Regions from separate parts of the Homo sapiens genome. Here region 1 is linked to region 2. Evidence: read pairs that join two places in POLR2A ChIA-PET (ENCODE). Cell type or tissue: MCF 10A. All regions are shown on one strand. Links, peaks and the distances in the headings refer to the core of each region. The heading gives the core; the rest is flanking DNA.

What was found. Peaks named below come from ENCODE experiments on the same cell type or tissue, not always from the same donor. Only the 100,000 strongest peaks of a DNase experiment are listed, where the experiment ranks them.
Region 1: POLR2A ChIA-PET joins it to region 2 with 5 read pairs; 2 of 35 experiments call an interaction of 5 or more read pairs at or near these places.

Annotation. Positions count from the first base shown.
Region 1 is chr9:115,102,372-115,110,737 of GRCh38, reverse strand. The region is part of intron 1 of TNC (tenascin C); the gene reads left to right. All of the region lies in intron 1 of LOC124902255 (a long non-coding RNA gene), which reads right to left. Among named protein-coding and RNA genes, the nearest start is that of TNC, 12 kb to the left of the region's middle. In MCF 10A, for the core only: no CTCF peak of the experiment used is centred there; a DNase peak (open chromatin) is centred at 4,557.
Region 2 is chr9:115,496,130-115,504,495 of GRCh38, reverse strand. No RefSeq gene overlaps it. Among named protein-coding and RNA genes, the nearest start is that of DELEC1, 360 kb to the right of the region's middle. In MCF 10A, for the core only: no CTCF peak of the experiment used is centred there; no DNase peak of the experiment used is centred there.

The DNA.
Region 1 (8,366 bases), core at 290-8,289, 390 kb after region 2:
CGGCAATGATTCCAAATGTATTTTATTCTAAAGCAAGACAGTCAGTGTGACCAAAACTAAAACTCATCCATTGTTCCTCCCTCAATCTATTCCTCTCAGCAGATATAATGAATAGTAACATCTTCGATTAATTCTTTTTTCTTTACTAACCCCACACACAAAATGTTGTAGTCTCTACTGCCTTGACAAGCAAATCTGTTCACTGCCTCCCCACTTTCTTGATCACCACCCCCTGCCCCACCTCCATTACCCCTGTAGTTCAGATCTTAGCATCTCACAGATGGGCCACTGCAACAGCTTTCCCACTGGCCCCCAGCAACCCAGCCTTCCCCTTCTTCAACCTGAGACATAGAGGTTAACATTCCTGGGCCTCAAGATTTCCAAATGCTTTTCTTCTGCCTGCAAAAAAGTCCAGATATTCTGACATTCAAGATTCTCCATGATCTTGCTTCTGGTCTCTAAACAGATCCTGTACTTCAGCTGTCATTCATACTGTTCACATCAACCCTTTTATTCTTTTTATATCCTTGTAAATGCCATTCCCTCGTGCCTAGAATATCCTTTTTTATGTTTTTCACCTATTCATATTTTTCTCTCAAAATTCAGTTCAGGCACCACTTCCTCCAGGTAAATTAGATGCCCTTTTACTGTCATCTCATTCTACCTATGTTTCTTTTTTTAAATCTATCATCTCCTTTATCATCCTGGAATGGCCTGTCTGCCCCTCTTGACAATATAGTTCCTAAAAGAAAAAATTGTATCTGGTTTATCTGAAACCTAGCACAACTGGAATAAAGTTAATCTTTAGCAATTAATAGGAGTCCTTGCTGTGTCCCAGATTTGGACATCCTCTTCCTTAGCAGTTTGCTCAGAAAGCCCAGAGCTTGAAGTTGTTTTCACGCTTCACCCACTGGCTTGCAAGTATGCAGTGTGATGACACAACATGTGATAGGAGGAAACCATCCCAGCCCTAGGACAGGAAACTGTCTCAGGACACAGACCTCAAGGAATGTGTTTGCTTTCAGAGGTGGCCTTCAGGATAAAAACACAAATTGCTTTGGATTTGGAAAAACCAGTACCAAGGACAGAGGAGTCCTGTCTGGGGATTTGAGGCTGAGTCACAAGAGATAGCTGAAAATCTGGAGGTTATAACAAAGATTAGTCAACAACTAATAGGAGGAAAGAACAGGCTCAAGGGTGGGATGGAGACAAAGAGCTCTCTATCTTAGGACATGGAGAAGCTCACAGCCCACAAGAAGAAATGAATAATGGTTAAGAGTATGACTTTGGCATAAGAATCCTCTGGGTTTGAGAGGTATTTGCTTGCTATGTGATCTTGGCCAAGTTACTTAGCTTCTTTAAGCTAATTTCTTCTTATCCATATTAAAAGCAAAGTAGTAGCACCTAGTTTAAAGTTTATTGTGATGATTAAATGATGTAGTTCATGAACACTGCTTAGCACAGAAACTGGCATTCAATATAAATGTTTTGTTGTTGTCATTGTTTTGTTACCTGTTGATCAAATAGTTCTTGATGATAAGATCCCACTAGAGAAGCAGTTCCCAAAAGTGTGTCATGTGGAAAAGCATTCTCATGGGAATCACCTAAAAAAGGGTTTTGTGGCCAAATGAGTTTGGGAAACACTTGGTACTCTTCTGTTCTTGGAAATGCACAGCTCATATGTCCATTCAATACATAGTTTTAGGGCTGGTGATACAATAGAAAGCAATACAGTCAAGATCCTTTTATTCATGGTGTTTACATTATGGTGGCATATCTTAGTTTGTACAAGCTGCTACAACAAAATACCATAAACTGAGTGACTTACAAACAACAGAAATTACTTTCTCACAGTTCTGGAGGCTGGGAAGTCCAAGATCAAGATGGCACCTTATATGTCCTCACATGGCAGAAGACATAAGGCAGCTCTATGGGGTCTCTTTTAATAAGGGCACAAATTCTATTTATGAAGCCTCTGCCCTCATGATCTAAGTACCTCCCAAAGACTCTGCCAACTAATATTGTCACACTGGTGATTATGTTCCAATGTGTGGATTTTGAGGGAACACAAACATTCAGACCATAGCAGGGGGAAGGCAGACAATAAAAAGGAATCACATAAACTTATAGCACAATTTCAGGTAGTGATATTTGCTAAGAAGAAAGACAAAACAAGGTAAGGGCATAAACAATGACTGGTGGTGAGAGGAGTGCTCTTTTAGATGGGGTGAGAGGTGAATGTGCCATTGTGCAGATGTCTGAATGAAATGAGAGAAGGAGCTCTGTAGGCAATGGCTAGGAGTTTGAATTTCATTCTGAGTGTGGTTAGAAGCCAATGGATGGTTCAGGGAAGTAGAGTGCATCATCTGAGATATCTTGCTGTAATTAATCTGTTCAACTTTCGTTAGCCCAGTATCTCCAAACATACCTGACCATAGGACATCTACCTAAAAACATCTTGCAACGTAGTCTGGGAAATTCTTCACTGGAGCACAAGGCTTCATAGATTTTAAAGGGACTGCAAATTTGCTCTTGTTCATCTAGATCTGCACTAAAAATCCAAACATACTGCTTGGGACAAAATAGGCATGCCCAGGAAGGAAAACCTAGCTCTAGAGGTAGAGACAAGCAGGATGTCATCCTAATTAGCAGCTCTTTTTGGCAAAGACAATCAATGAGCACAGCCAGGCCTCAGCAGATTCTGGAAGCCCATTTGATGCCAACGGAAACTCGCCAATATCTACCCAAGGCTAATAAGTGTTTGCAAACAGTACACCTTGGCTTAAGTATTCTCCAAAAAGGAAGTACATAAAACTTGAGATCCAGCCAGAGGTTCTGGGAGAAAAACAGAGGTCAAATATTTTGGTGCTTACATGTGCACAGCCACCAAAGAGCTGCTGAAGGTCTAGGAAATGGAAAGTGAGTTCATCCACTTGAATGCTGATCTCTTTCTTTATGGAGCAGTAAAAATTTAAGTTTTTACCTTATCTGAACTAAGAAAATTCCTTTAGGAGTCAGCCCAGTGTAGCTCAATGTAGTTGAAAGCAGACATTTTAGAACCACAAATAAATCAGGATTCAAAAGCTGGCTCTGCCTCTTAAGCCAGTCATGGAAACTCCCTGAGTCTCAAATTAATTTTCAAATAAGCATAATAATACCTAACTCACCAGGTTGTCATGACAAATGACAAGATAAATGATAGCATGAATAAAAAGCATTTAGTGTAAGATTTGGCATAAAAATGTATATAATAGGCACTCAACAAAATGTTAGTTTCCTTATTGTTCAATTCAATCTGTATTTAGTTTCATAATAGAAGCTGTCATTTATTGAATAACTACTATATTCCAGCAGAGGTTAGCAAACCATAGGGTGGCAGCCTATTTTTGTAAATAAAGTTTTATTGGAACACAGCCATGCTCATTTGTTTGTGTATTATCTATAGCTGCTGCCTCTACAATAGCAGAGTTGAATAGTTGTGACTGAAATCATCTAACTGCAAAGCTTTACATATTTTCTATTTGGTCATTTAAGGAAATGTTTACTGATCCCTTCCAGTCAACCTTACTAAATTTTTATACTTACTTTCCAGTCACCTTAACCTAACAAGGTGGATATTATCATACTTGTGTATATAGAGATTGAAGCAGAAAAAAAAAATCATCTAGTAAGTTCCCCTCCAAAAACATAATGCCAAACTCTATACCTAAAAGAAGTTCAGAATAATGATTAAAAGTTATTCATTTGTATGATTCATCTTCATTTGCCTCTGCCTTCCTCTGACTAGTATTTCTCTCTGGCTAATTTCTTGAATTTCCTGCCATATGCTGAATTAAATGATCCTATTTAGAAGGAATTTTCCCTCCTTTCCTTACTTATACAAATAAGTTGTTTGTTCATAGAAGTCCATGCTTTCAAAACTGAAAGTGGTAATTTCCAGCCCCTCTGAAACGCTCTCTGATCTTGACTGATTTCTTGGAAACCACACGTTTTTTAGATAGTACATAGTGTGAAGCCCAGTTTTCCAGAAATGATAGATTTTTAGCTCCCCCATCTGCTACTTCTCACTGTATCTTCCTCTCACTTATTAACCTTCTCTTCAGGTCAGACTCAAGGAGAGCAGGCTTTTCTCCAGGGGCTTTAAAGATTTGCCTAAGACACAGATATTATAGTCCACCTGGCCTATGCCCTCCCCTCAAGTTCACAACAGTAAATAAAATAGTTATGTAAACCCCAATTCCCAAACACCATCCTACCTTGTTCCATTTTGCAAATCCAACAACTCTATTCATATTAATGATATTGTGTTTCTCTCTGATAGTTAGTAGATAAATATTAATTCTTTAACTTGAACAATGAATCTTACTTCAAAGGTAACTTGATATAGCAGAAAGAGCATAGACTTTGGAATTATAAGACTGTTCTTAATTCTGATTCAAATAATTGCTGACTAGGCCACTTACTTAACCTTCTTAAGCCTTCAGTTCTCTTACCAGTAAAATACAAACAATGCTCCCTAATTCCCAGAGTTGGTAACATGATTAAACAGCATTTGTAAAGTGCCACGCACAGTATAAATATTGACCTACTTGCTTCACTCTTAGTTTAAATTGCTCAAGATCCTCTAACATAGAGCTTCACATTTTATCCCAGAGAGGTCATAGTTAGGTATATCTCTACTTCCTTCTAATACAGGAAGAAATGAAAGGAGTAAGGGTCTAGGATTTGTTCTCTATCAGTTCTTCCCCCATCGTGTGCCATCCAACCTAATCCTGTGACTCACTTCAAACAGAATAATCAAGTAGATTTGGGAAACACTCTATAAACTGTCCCCTTCTTCGAGATTTCCAACGAGCATGAACCTATTAAACACCCTGGAAAAACCTGAAGTAAAGAAAGTTGTGTAATTTGTTTGGCTTAAAATCATATTTGGTTTAAAATAACATTTTCCAAACGTGTTTAATTAGGAAATCTTTTTCCCTCAGATTAGTACCTATCAACGTGTTGTAGATTACACTTTAGAAAATGCTGTTTAAAGTTACACAGCTAAGTTAAAGCCAAGTTAAGGGGGTTAGACATATCTCTATTTTTCAGATTTTTCTGCAGTTTTTCCTGTCCTGCCTGTAGATCATAAAGATATTTCATTACCAGTAGTTTCTCTGGACCCCGACCTTAGTTATGCAAACCACCCTTTAACATAATTAAAACAAGTGAATCAGTTCACCTGATTTAAATTTCTGTTCCCCGTTTCTAGCTATGTGATCTTGAGCTGTGTGAGCCTCAGTTTTCTCCTCCATAAACTGTGAAAAATAAAGACAACTACCTCAGAAGTCTTGGGGAGGATTCAATGAGATAATCCACAGAAGACACAAAAAGCAGTGTCTGGCACAGACGACATATGCAATCAATGTTCATTATTATTATAGCATTTAGATGGTCCCATTTTGGGAAAGGGAAAATAGACAATGAAAGTATGTTTGCTTTGCCTGAGGTCACACAAATTAATTACGGGAGTAGTCTTAGTTTTCCCTGAGAGTCTGGTTTCCTGCTTCCAGTCCTAGAGACGTATTTTTGTTTCATGAGTCATATTCTATCAAAATGTATGAGACTTTATTGAACTTGATTTAAACAGGATTTTGTAATTGTCAATGGCTCCATCTGGCTCCTTCTGATGCAAATCCCACTCAAGCAGGATTCCATTCATTTGAATATTAGCACATTGGATCGGGAAAGATTTCCAAAGCTGTCTAGTTTTGCTATGCCAAATATTTGGTGTACACGTCAACACTCTCCACTCCTGTACCCATGGTGGATATTGCTAATCCATCACAGCACCTTTTCCCGAAAGCCTAATCATAGCCACAGAATCTTTCTCAAGGCAGTTCCAGGTAGCTATGTCAGCTCTTTGAGTTGAAACATAATTGATCCCAAACCAATTCTACTTCTTAACCAGTGCTTGAACCACCTCTACACTATTACTCTTTTATTTTTTAATATGCCCAATGTCATGGAGCTCTCTCATAAAGGGAGACAGGAAAAGGAAAGAAGAGGAGAAGATATACTAACATATGTGTAACGTTTATTATTAATATGTCAGGCACTTATAGCTTTGTTGTCCCATTCACTGCCTCAAACAACCCTGGAGAGATTTTATAGTTGAATAAGCCACAATTCAGAAGGTATAGGACGTTGTCCAAGGCTCCCCAGCAGATAAGTAGAAATTGGTCTTAAGTCTTCCTGACTCTAAAGGCAATGCCCCTGTCTCTCCCATCACAATGCCTTCTTAAAATTTTTCAGGGTCTTTCGGGACTAAATTTCTGACTTTGGGTGGCTGATAACAGTTTCACAAAGGCAACCATCTCACAGACCCCTATTCAGAAGTTCTCTTATTTAGGGTTGTGTTGTAAGTCTGTCTGTAATCGGTTCTTCCTAGATAAATCTCTTCCATTTCTTAACCTTGGCTCAAGACTTTGAGAACTCACTATTCAATGCTTCTGAAAGAGCCAACTAGATTTCTTAAAATTCTGGATGAAGACCAAAATAGAAGAGGTCATTGTTCCATTGGGAAATGAATTCAAATTTATTTTTGAAATAATTTTCCAGAATTTTACAGGAATCTATATTGTTGCCACTTGTCCAGAACCACTTTTTATTTTCTTTTCTGTCTAGGCAAGAAATAGAAGAGAGAAAGCAAGTGCTCTGCAGTTTTATTTCAAAAATTGAAACCAGACCACACCAGGGCAGTTTGTGGTCTGAATGTATCAATGGATCTAGTCATATTTCATCTGAGCATTTCTTAGGTATACTAAACCACAAATATGAATCTCATTATTGTGTCTGGATGGAAATATTTTATGGATTAAGATTTGTGGATTTAATTTGGTTGGTAATGGAACTTCTGTTCAAGGGGCAGGAGGGAGGAAGTCGTGAGGCACCACCAATGCTTAAGCCAAACTATGGAAAGAAACACTATTTGGAGGGTTTGTACTTAATGTTGGCCAGTTGACTTGGGTCTAAAGTGAAATTCAAAATTAAGTTCAACAAAAATATTGTGAAATTAGCAATGGACCACAGATCACTGGAACCAAAGGGATCTTAGAATTGGAAACCATACACAGTTGCTCATTTTACAAGAGAAACTGAGACCTCAAGAGTGGATGCGACTTGCCCAAGGTCACACAATGACCCTGTTGGTCAGACCTGCTTGGCAGAAGAGGAGCTCAGAGCTTCTCCTCCAGATCTTCCATTTATTGCACTTCCTGTTATATGGCCTCATAAGAGGCCAAGTATCTGGGAACTTAAAAAAAAGTAATGAAGGTAAAAATTTAAAATGAGAAAGGGAGACCTATATTTAACAACAGTACAACAAAATGATAAATACTGCAATGAAATTGAAAGGGTTACTAACTAATAACCCAGGATGCTTCCTTCACACCAAAACCAAATTTTCATGCTGAGTGCATCTTAGGCCTGGCCAATTCCACCTTCTGCCAAAGGAGTTTACTTGATCATAGAGAAATCTTGTCTCAAAGTAGAAAGTACTGAGCTCTTAAAAGCCCTTGGGTTGATGTCTAGAATCTCATGGGAAGGAGCTAGGTCTGTCTTTGTCACTTTTGTACCTTCTGCACTTAGTGTGGTGTCTGGAACGTAGTAAATACTCACTGAATAACTGAATGAATTAAAACGAACTAATTACAGAACTGAGGCTGTGACAAATTCCTTGATACATCTTACTGTAGAAGAGATTACAGGAGAGCTAATTACATTAGGGCCATCAGGAAAGTAAGAGTATTTGTTCATTCATTAATTCCACAATATAAGAACCTGCTATGTGTAAGTTCAAACCAAGAAATACATTCAGCTTCATTTCATTTAATATAAACATATTGTGCATTTACTATGTTCTAGATAAAGTGTTTTGTGTTGTGCATTCAGAGATGAATGTCTCAGATATATCCCTGCCCTCATAGAGCTTATAGTCTACATACAATCTAACTGCACATATGCAAACCAACTGTTTATAGACTAATATAAATACAATCTAGAATTAGCTAATTTCCTAAGAGAAGGAGTTATGCATGCATAATAAAGCCATTCCAAATCTTTTTTTAAATGATAAATCAAATAATATCATATCAATTCCCCAGACAATTCAGAAGAGAGAAAGATAAATTTAGGCCAAAGTTACCTGATAAACCTTTCAATAGTAGATTTCTTTAAGCAGCATCTTGAAGGACTGATAGATTTATTCATGCAGAGATGGCAAAAAGGCTTCTAGAAGCCTTCAAGGCATCTGGAACCCTCGCTGAATGATCACTGAGAAATGGAAGCATCCCAAATGTATCTGTCAGCTTGCTTCATCTCCA
Region 2 (8,366 bases), core at 34-8,033:
TAAACTTGTGTCATGGGGGTTTGCAGTACAGACTATTTTTCTTTTTCTTTTCTTTCTTTTTTTTTTTTTTTTTTGAGAGACAGAGTCTCACTGTCATCTAGGCTAGAGTGAAGTGGTAGGATTTCAGCTCACTGCAACCTCCGCCTCCTGGGTTCAAGCAATTCTCGTGCCTCAGTCTCCCAAGTAGCTGGGATTACAGGTGCCTGCTACCACACCTGGCTAATTTTTGTATTTTTAGTTGAGACGGGGTTTCACCATGTTGGCCAAGCTGGTCTCTAACTCCTGACCTCAGGTGAGCTGCCCAACTCGGCCTCCCAAATTGCTGGGATTACAGGACTGAGCCACTGCCCCCAGGCTTACAGATTATTTCATCACCCAAGTATTAAGCCTAGTTCCCATTAGTTATTTTTCCTGATCCTCTTTCTCCTCCCACCCTCCATCCTTCGATATGCCCCAGTGTGTGTTGTTCCCCTCTATGCGTCCATGTGTTCTCATCATTTAGCTCCCACTTACAAGGGAGAACATGCAGTATTTGTTTTCTGATTCTGTGTTAGTTTGCTAAGGATAATGGCCTCCTGCAAATCTCTTCTAATTTTTTCTTAAATTTAAGTCTTTCTTATTTTGTAATAAAAGCATAAAAAACAATGAATTAGTCACTAAGCCCTGCTTTTAATTGGATTCCACTATTTTGTTTAAGTTGTATTCCAATCATGCAGTTGTAAGCATACTAAAATTTCTGTAATATTTTTCTTTGTAATCTAAGTTATTTAGATGTATGTTTTCAAATTGTCAACATATTTGATTATGTTTTATTTTTGTTTATTTTGTGTGTTTTGATTAAATAATATGGTTTATATAAGCTAATTCTTCAGACTTCTTTTATGAACTGGTATGTGGTTGATTTTCACTAATATTCACTAATATTTCTAATATTCAATAATATTTTCACTAATTTTAAAATATGCCTTAAACTAGCATTTTCAGATGTTATATGAAACACGGTTTTTGGGTTTGTGGTGGGTTTTGGGGTGTGTGGGATATATCCACACACGCTTCATACCACCAGTACACACACAGCCAGGGACAACTTCTCTCATCCATTAGCTCCAGGTTGTTAATTGTGACATTTACATTTCCTGTATCCTCAGAGACTCTTTAAACAAATGGCTAATCTAATAATTGTGAGAAGATGATGTTTTTAAAAATATTTTAATATGATAGCGGCTTTATCCATTGTTCCTTGAAAATTTCTTAATTTGTGCTCTGTATTTTACTAAATGATATGTGCATACAAATATTATCTCTTGTTGGCAAAAGAAACATTTAATCAACATGTAGTGATCCTCTTTATTTCTGGTAAAGAGTTCTACCTCCAAGTCTACATTTATGATCATTATATCAACCTAGTTTTATTACTGTTTGCCTAGTAAAATTTTGTTTCATTCTTTACTTCTTTTTTTGGCCTTATGTTTTATGTGTTTCTCTTTTTAAAATCAGAGAGCTCATTTGGGGAAAAAAAATCCAATCTAGCGATTTTTTTAACCTAAAAACTCCAGTCCATGGCCATTAATTTTGAGTATTAATATAGTTGGATTTGTTTCTGTCATTTTATTTTATGCATTCTATTCTCATGCTTTTTCCTTTTTTCTCATGTTTTGCCCATTTAAAATATTTCACTGATTAGGGATTTATTTCTCCTTACTCCATATTGTTCCCTCCTCTGTGCTGTTTTGGAAGTCTCCTACTAGATTTCTATTATTACAGTGTTTCTCTGAAATTAAATACTGTACCTGCTTCATTTCATCCAAAGTTAGTCCATATTTACTTTCTCTTTCTGAACACAAGAATCTAAGGACATAGTAATTCTCATTATCCTTACATGACATATACTGTTTATTGCAGAATTTTAATTCTAGATTTCAAATAGATAGTCAAGGTTTGTTTAGACTTATCCACATGGGTAACATTTTTTTCTCAGTATTTCTTGTTGCATTCCAGACCTTCTTTTATGGATTATTTTTTTCCTTCCCAAATTTTATTTTTTTAAATTACTTTAGTAATGGTAGTGAATTCAGTTGTTTATCTGAAGAAGTCTTGATTTTACTATTGTTTTTAAATTGGTATTATTGGATATTCAATTCCAGCTTGATTTTTTCCAATAATTTGAAATGTTCCACTCTCCTCTTTCTGTGGATTAAAGTTAGCAGCTAGTCTAACTTTCATGCCTTTGACTTAAGCTGGTTTATTCTTCTGTCATATTTTAATAATGTCTCTTTGCTATTGATGTTTTCCTATGTCACTGTAGTTTTACTATAATTTATTTAGTTTATGTGTGTCTTTGTCTTTCTACTTAGGATTCACTAAACTGCTACTATTGCTTTGCATAATGCCTTTTGACAATCTGTTCGCCTCTTTATGTCTAGAACTGTAATTAAGCATGTATCAGACCTACTAATCTATCATGTATTGCCAAGAGATGCAAATAACTCCATGGCACATCTCCTCATTTCCCCTTTTGCTTTTCTTTTCTTTTTTTTTTTTTTTTTTTTTTTTTTTTGAGACAGAGTCTCGCACTCTCGCCCAGGCTGGAGTGCAGTGGTACAATTTCGGCTCACTGCAAGCTCCGCCTCCCGGGTTCATGCCATTCTCCTGCCTCAGCCTCCCGAGTAGCTGGGATTACAGGCGCACACCACCACGCCCAGCTAATTTTTTGTATTTTTAGTAGAGACAGGGTTTCACCGTGTTAACCAGGATGGTCTCAATCTCCTGACCTTGTGATCCGCCAGCGTCGGCCTCCCAAAATGCTGGGATTACAGGCGTGAGCCACGGCGCCTGGCCTGTATTTTCTATCTTATTATACTTTAGCATTGTTCTCTGTTTAATCTCTTTACATTGCCCTGTCAATTCTTGATTTTTCTCTCTAGCTTTAATTGATGTTTAATATATCCAATGTAATTCTAATTTCAATTATCATATTTTTATTCCTATAATTTCTGATCTTTTACCTAATTTACCTGACCCATTTTTAACAAGTTCTTGCTTCTTATTGATTTTTTTGTTTCTTTTTAAGAACATAATGAATATAAAAGTGTTTTACATTGTATATTCGTACAAGTAGTCTTTTGCATATGACTATACTGTTTGATGTTTCTCCTGGGTTTTATTTATAATACCACTAATTTTTATGTGCTTTGTGATTTTTTATTTTGAGTTCCAATTCACTTGTCCATATTTGTCAGAAATATTTAAAACCTATGTTGAGAGTGTATTCCTCACGGAAATTTGTCTAGAGGCATTACCAATCCAGAACTTTAAAGTCTAGATTAACATGTTTTGTGCCACAAAGGTTGTCTGAATTACAGCTCTAAACCTGAGTGAGAGTGGGCTTATGATTGGGAAGTTTTAAGGGAATTTTCTTTTTTCTTCCTCTCAGAACCAAGGCCAATAACTCCATCACATGCCTCTGAAAAACATGGTTTTCTCTAGTTCACCCACTGATGTGTTGCATCTTAGGAATTTCAGATTATGAGGCATCTCCAATCTGATCTTCAAATTTACGTGGGCCCCAGAATTTATTTCCCACAACCCTTTCTGTACCTTTTTGAAACCTAAGCTCTGGGCCACCAGATAACAGCAGATGCCTCTAGTCAAGAAAATCATCCTTCCCCAGCATTTTAGACATTTCACTCACACAAGTATTATTTTAGACATTTCATCCTCTGTACTGCTGATAAAGTCACTCCTATTCACTCTTCTAAAATTATTCTAAGTGTTGAAGAAGATTTAAAAAATTATCCAGCCTGGCTAAAGCTCCTCCTCTGTTATTCCATAGCAAGAATGAATTCATTCTAACTTAGCTCTAAGTATAATTTGTTACCTCCTCTGTTTATTCACTTTTGTCTTAACAGTGAGCTCCTTGAAGCCTTCCAGTATGGCTTAACGAGTGTTTTCAAATAGCATCTGAAAAATAAGCCCTCTCACGGCTCAATCTACTTTGTTTTAATAATTGTTTGTATCAATGTATAGCTAAGTAGACACACACACACACACGGTGATTTGTTACTGTGATTTGCCCACTTCTAATATGTTTTCTAGGACCATGTCTATCCATTCACTCAGCAAAATTTCTTCAGTTTGCTATATGTGAAGAGTAAAGTAAGATCACTCCCTTCAAAATACCTCAACTTAAGGTTAAATATGAAAAATATAAAAATATGTAGAAGTTATCAAGAAAGTAGTCTTATTATTCACTTCTAGCTTCTTCAGGCATCTTAAATTTTTTTCATTTTCCCATAGATACCATGATAGTTTTTGCTTAAGGGCAAAATTACTACTAACTTAGAGGATATATTTGTTCAAGTTAGAGAAAGACCTGATTTCTGTACAGAATTAGGAAGAACCTCTAGGTAGAGGAAGCCCCAAGAACCCATCACTTGACTTGTGAAAGTTGTCTTTTTGCAAAAAAAGAGAAAAAAAAAGGAAAAAGAAAAAAAAAAGCACTCCTTCCTCCAAGTAGATGTGTCTGGATTTTAGTCTCCACTTCATCATCAAACGGTGCCCAACAGGGATCAGGCTGCACAAAGATATGTACTAGGTATCTAAGTAGGGACATTGAACAGGCAATCTGATATAAGCCTCTCAAGCTTGAGATGGTCCTAGGTAGAGACACACCTTTGAGATTTATCAGATTATAAATATTGTATCTGTTTAGACATTATCCCCACCAAGAAGACTCTCCTTACACCTGAAATCTCAGACACCCAAAGAAGAGAAGGAAAAACAGGATATTGAGACATGGAGGAAGTCTTAGAAATCAGAGTTGATTCTTATGACCACTCATCACACAGACTCTGGATTTGAGAAGTTTTTTATAAATACAGGTGAAAAACTCATCACTAGCATCTTCAGCATTATGCAGTAAGCAAAACAGGCTTCCATGTTGGGCACACCTCCATCACAATTGTCATCACACTGTGAGGGTTAGTGTTTAATTATTTATAAATTTTTTTTAAAGTTTACCAGTTTAAACTGCCAAACTGTCTTGCACACCACTAATAGTGCACATTCCTCACTTTGTGATATACTGGGCTGGATGATTTTCCAACCCAGCCTGGAATTCAAGGGTCTAGTGAATGGTATAGATTAATGGGAATTCAGATAAGAAAAGAAGGCTTCCTGGATGCAATGGAAATTGTTAGTAAACTCATGTGCTTGGAATAGTTAAGCCATGAGCTCTAAGTTGTCTTGGACAGCCTACCTGAGTTCTAGCACAGAGACTGTCATAATGTTAAATCAATAAATATTCATAGCATGAATTAAGTTTGCCAAGAGGCTTGGCCTGAATTAGATGCCTCTGTAAATTATTTTATTCTATAAGTTATGGACTGCTGGATACAATCAAGTGATCAGTTTTTATATTCATAGTGCTAGTCAGCATTTGACAAGACACTCAACATGAACTTACTGTGTGGCTGCTATTACTCACTAATATAAAGGTTCCTTATGGCAGCCAGGAGTGATGGCCCATGCCTGTAATCCCAACACTTTGGGAGGCTGAGGCAGGTGGATCACTTGAGGCTAGGAGTCCGAGACCAGCCTGGCCAACATGGTGAAACCCTGTCTCTACTAAAAATACAAAAGTTAGCAGGGCATAGTGGTGTATGCCTGTAATTCCAGCTACTGAGAGGTTGAGGCTGAAGAATTGCTTGCACCGGGAGGTGAAGGTTGCAGTGAGCCGAGATCGCGCCACGGCACTCCAGCCTGGATGACTTCAAAAACAAAAAAAGAAAGAAAAGATTGCTTATGAGAATGTAGTCAGGATATTATGGTAGCATTATTAAGGCCATTAAGGGTGAGGGCATTTCCCCATTTAGTGTAACACCTTCAAAGAACACTAAAATATATCGTAAACATCCTCAGTGCTTGCTTACTCAACAGACAGAAGATTCATAAATCCAGTGAGTCATCCTATACCTGGCTCTGTACTGTCCCTCATGGGTAGGAAGCTGTTTGCACAGTTAGGTTTTCCCGGGAACAGAGGACAGCTTGCATTTTTTGGTTCCTGTTTATTTTCAGCAACTGTAGTCTTTCCAAACAGCAGTTCATGAGAATTTCAGAGACGTGCGACTGTCATGAGAAAGCTGTATAATCCAATAAGCCACTTGAGCCAAGATTTTAACCATGCAAGTGGCACATTAGTCTTTAAGGGGTAACCACTTTATCCAAGATGACCCAGCTGACCCAGGTGGCATCTTCCTATACTGCAGGGTGAGGCATAGAACGGGAGACTCAGTCTTCCCACAGTCTTAGCTGCTAGGCACAATGACATTCTTTGTTATTTATTCAGCTGTTAACCTGAGAACATATATAACTCCTTTTTGTTGTTGTTGAGACGGAGTCTTGCTCTGTCACCAGGCTTCAGTGTGGAGGCACCATCTTGGCTCACTGCAACCTCCGCTTCCTGGGTTCAAGTGATTCTCCCACCTCAGCCTCCCGAGTAGATGGGACTACAGCCACGCGCCACCACACCCAGCTAATTTTTGTATTTTTAGTAGAGACAGGGTTTCACCATGTTGGCCAGGATTGTCTCAATCTCTTGACCTCGTGATCTGCCCGCCTCGGCCTCCCAAAGTGCTGGGATTACAGGCGTGAGCCACTGCGCCTGACTCATATCTAACTCTTGACGAATCTGTTTAGTGAACCAAGGAAGAGATTAACTAGATAGCAACTGCTCATTTTTTTAAAAAAAAATAATCTCATGTTTGGGCTTAAGATACTTGTTTAGTCCCAGATTTGTCATTAATGTACTCTATGACCTTGGGCGACTTATTGATTCTTCTGGGCCTCAGTATACCGATCATAACAGAAATTAGAGTAACAAAACAACAACCTTAAAACGAAAATGAGATTGAAGGATTCAGTGGTCGCTAGGATTATTTCTGTTTCAAAGATGCGTGGTGCCAGAGTGTGACTGACATCCTATAAGCATTTTATGGGCTATAAACATCTAGGAGGCTACTTTCAGAAGCTGAGCTTCTGTGGATGTTAATTCTTGAAGATAATCTCTGATATATGCCCAAAACACAAGAAGAGCTGGCTGACATATAAACACACTTTGAGAAAGAAATGAGCAGGATGGAAATGGGACATTGGGATATCACCCAATACAGTGATCAGTGCCCAGCCCTCACTTCTAAGCCTTTATATGTGAAAAAATAAAGACCAATACATTCAAAAAGCCTTTTGTAAAATAGTACAAGAGAAGTCTAACAGCTAAATGGGGAATAAACGAAAGAAGGGAAAGACTGAATTGACTTGAGAGTTTTAGAGGAGCATGAATCATAGCGTAAATGTAAATGGGTGAATATTAATCTTGGATTCTCCCATTTATTCACTCTGTGCCATGGAGTGAGTTGACTGACAAGGGCCGGCTTCATGGGCATGTGACCTGTGAAGTCACATAAAGCCCTATGCTTAGAAGGGCCTCATGCCTGATTTTATGTTCTGCTACTGGTACCTCGAAATGCTCAATAATTTTTTAACAAGGTCCTTGAAAATTATGTTGCCGTCATGAGTATAACTTTTCTAAAATTTGGCTTCTTTATCTACAAAATGAGAAGGGTCATACTTATAGTTCAGGATCCTAGTGAGGATTAAGTGAGATAATTATGAAATTAAGCTCAGTGCATGACGTATTTGCTAAATAAGTGATTAAGTCTTGTTCTCCACCTTGATCCATTTCTCTCCCCAAATCTAGCTGTTCTCTTTAAAAGGAGCCATAAGATTAAGAGTTGGTTTTTTTTTTTAACTTTCTCCTTAGTTTGTTTTCACAGACTAGTGCAGTCCAAATGTGGAAGCATAAAACCATCTTGAATAAAAGCTGGTTTTGGCCAGCTCAGAAATATTAAATACAATAAAATCTCTCATGGTTTTACAGTTGGTGTTGGGGCTTTATATGGACTGATTGTTCTGATAAGGCTTTTGAGAATTTCAACAAACACCGCATTTCAAACAGTACAACATGCCCCCATCAATAATGAACATTGAGTTTAACCCCCACACCCACCACTTGTCTTTTCTAGACAAATAAACCCTTAAATGGCCAATATTTTCCTTCAATAAATCTTCTAATGTTATGGGGAAAATGTGAGTTGTTACTATGGAAAAGTCACATCATTCATTTCCCTTGTACTCTCCATTCTCAACATATTAGTTTTTAAAGAATCCAAGTTCTTCAATTTCAGAAGATGCTTCCCTCTTCACCTCCTGCAGAAGAGATTTTAATGAATATCTTTTGTTGTTTGATTTCCTGTTTCCACTCAAACATTTTTTATTTTAAGTTGATATTATCATTTTATTATTATGGT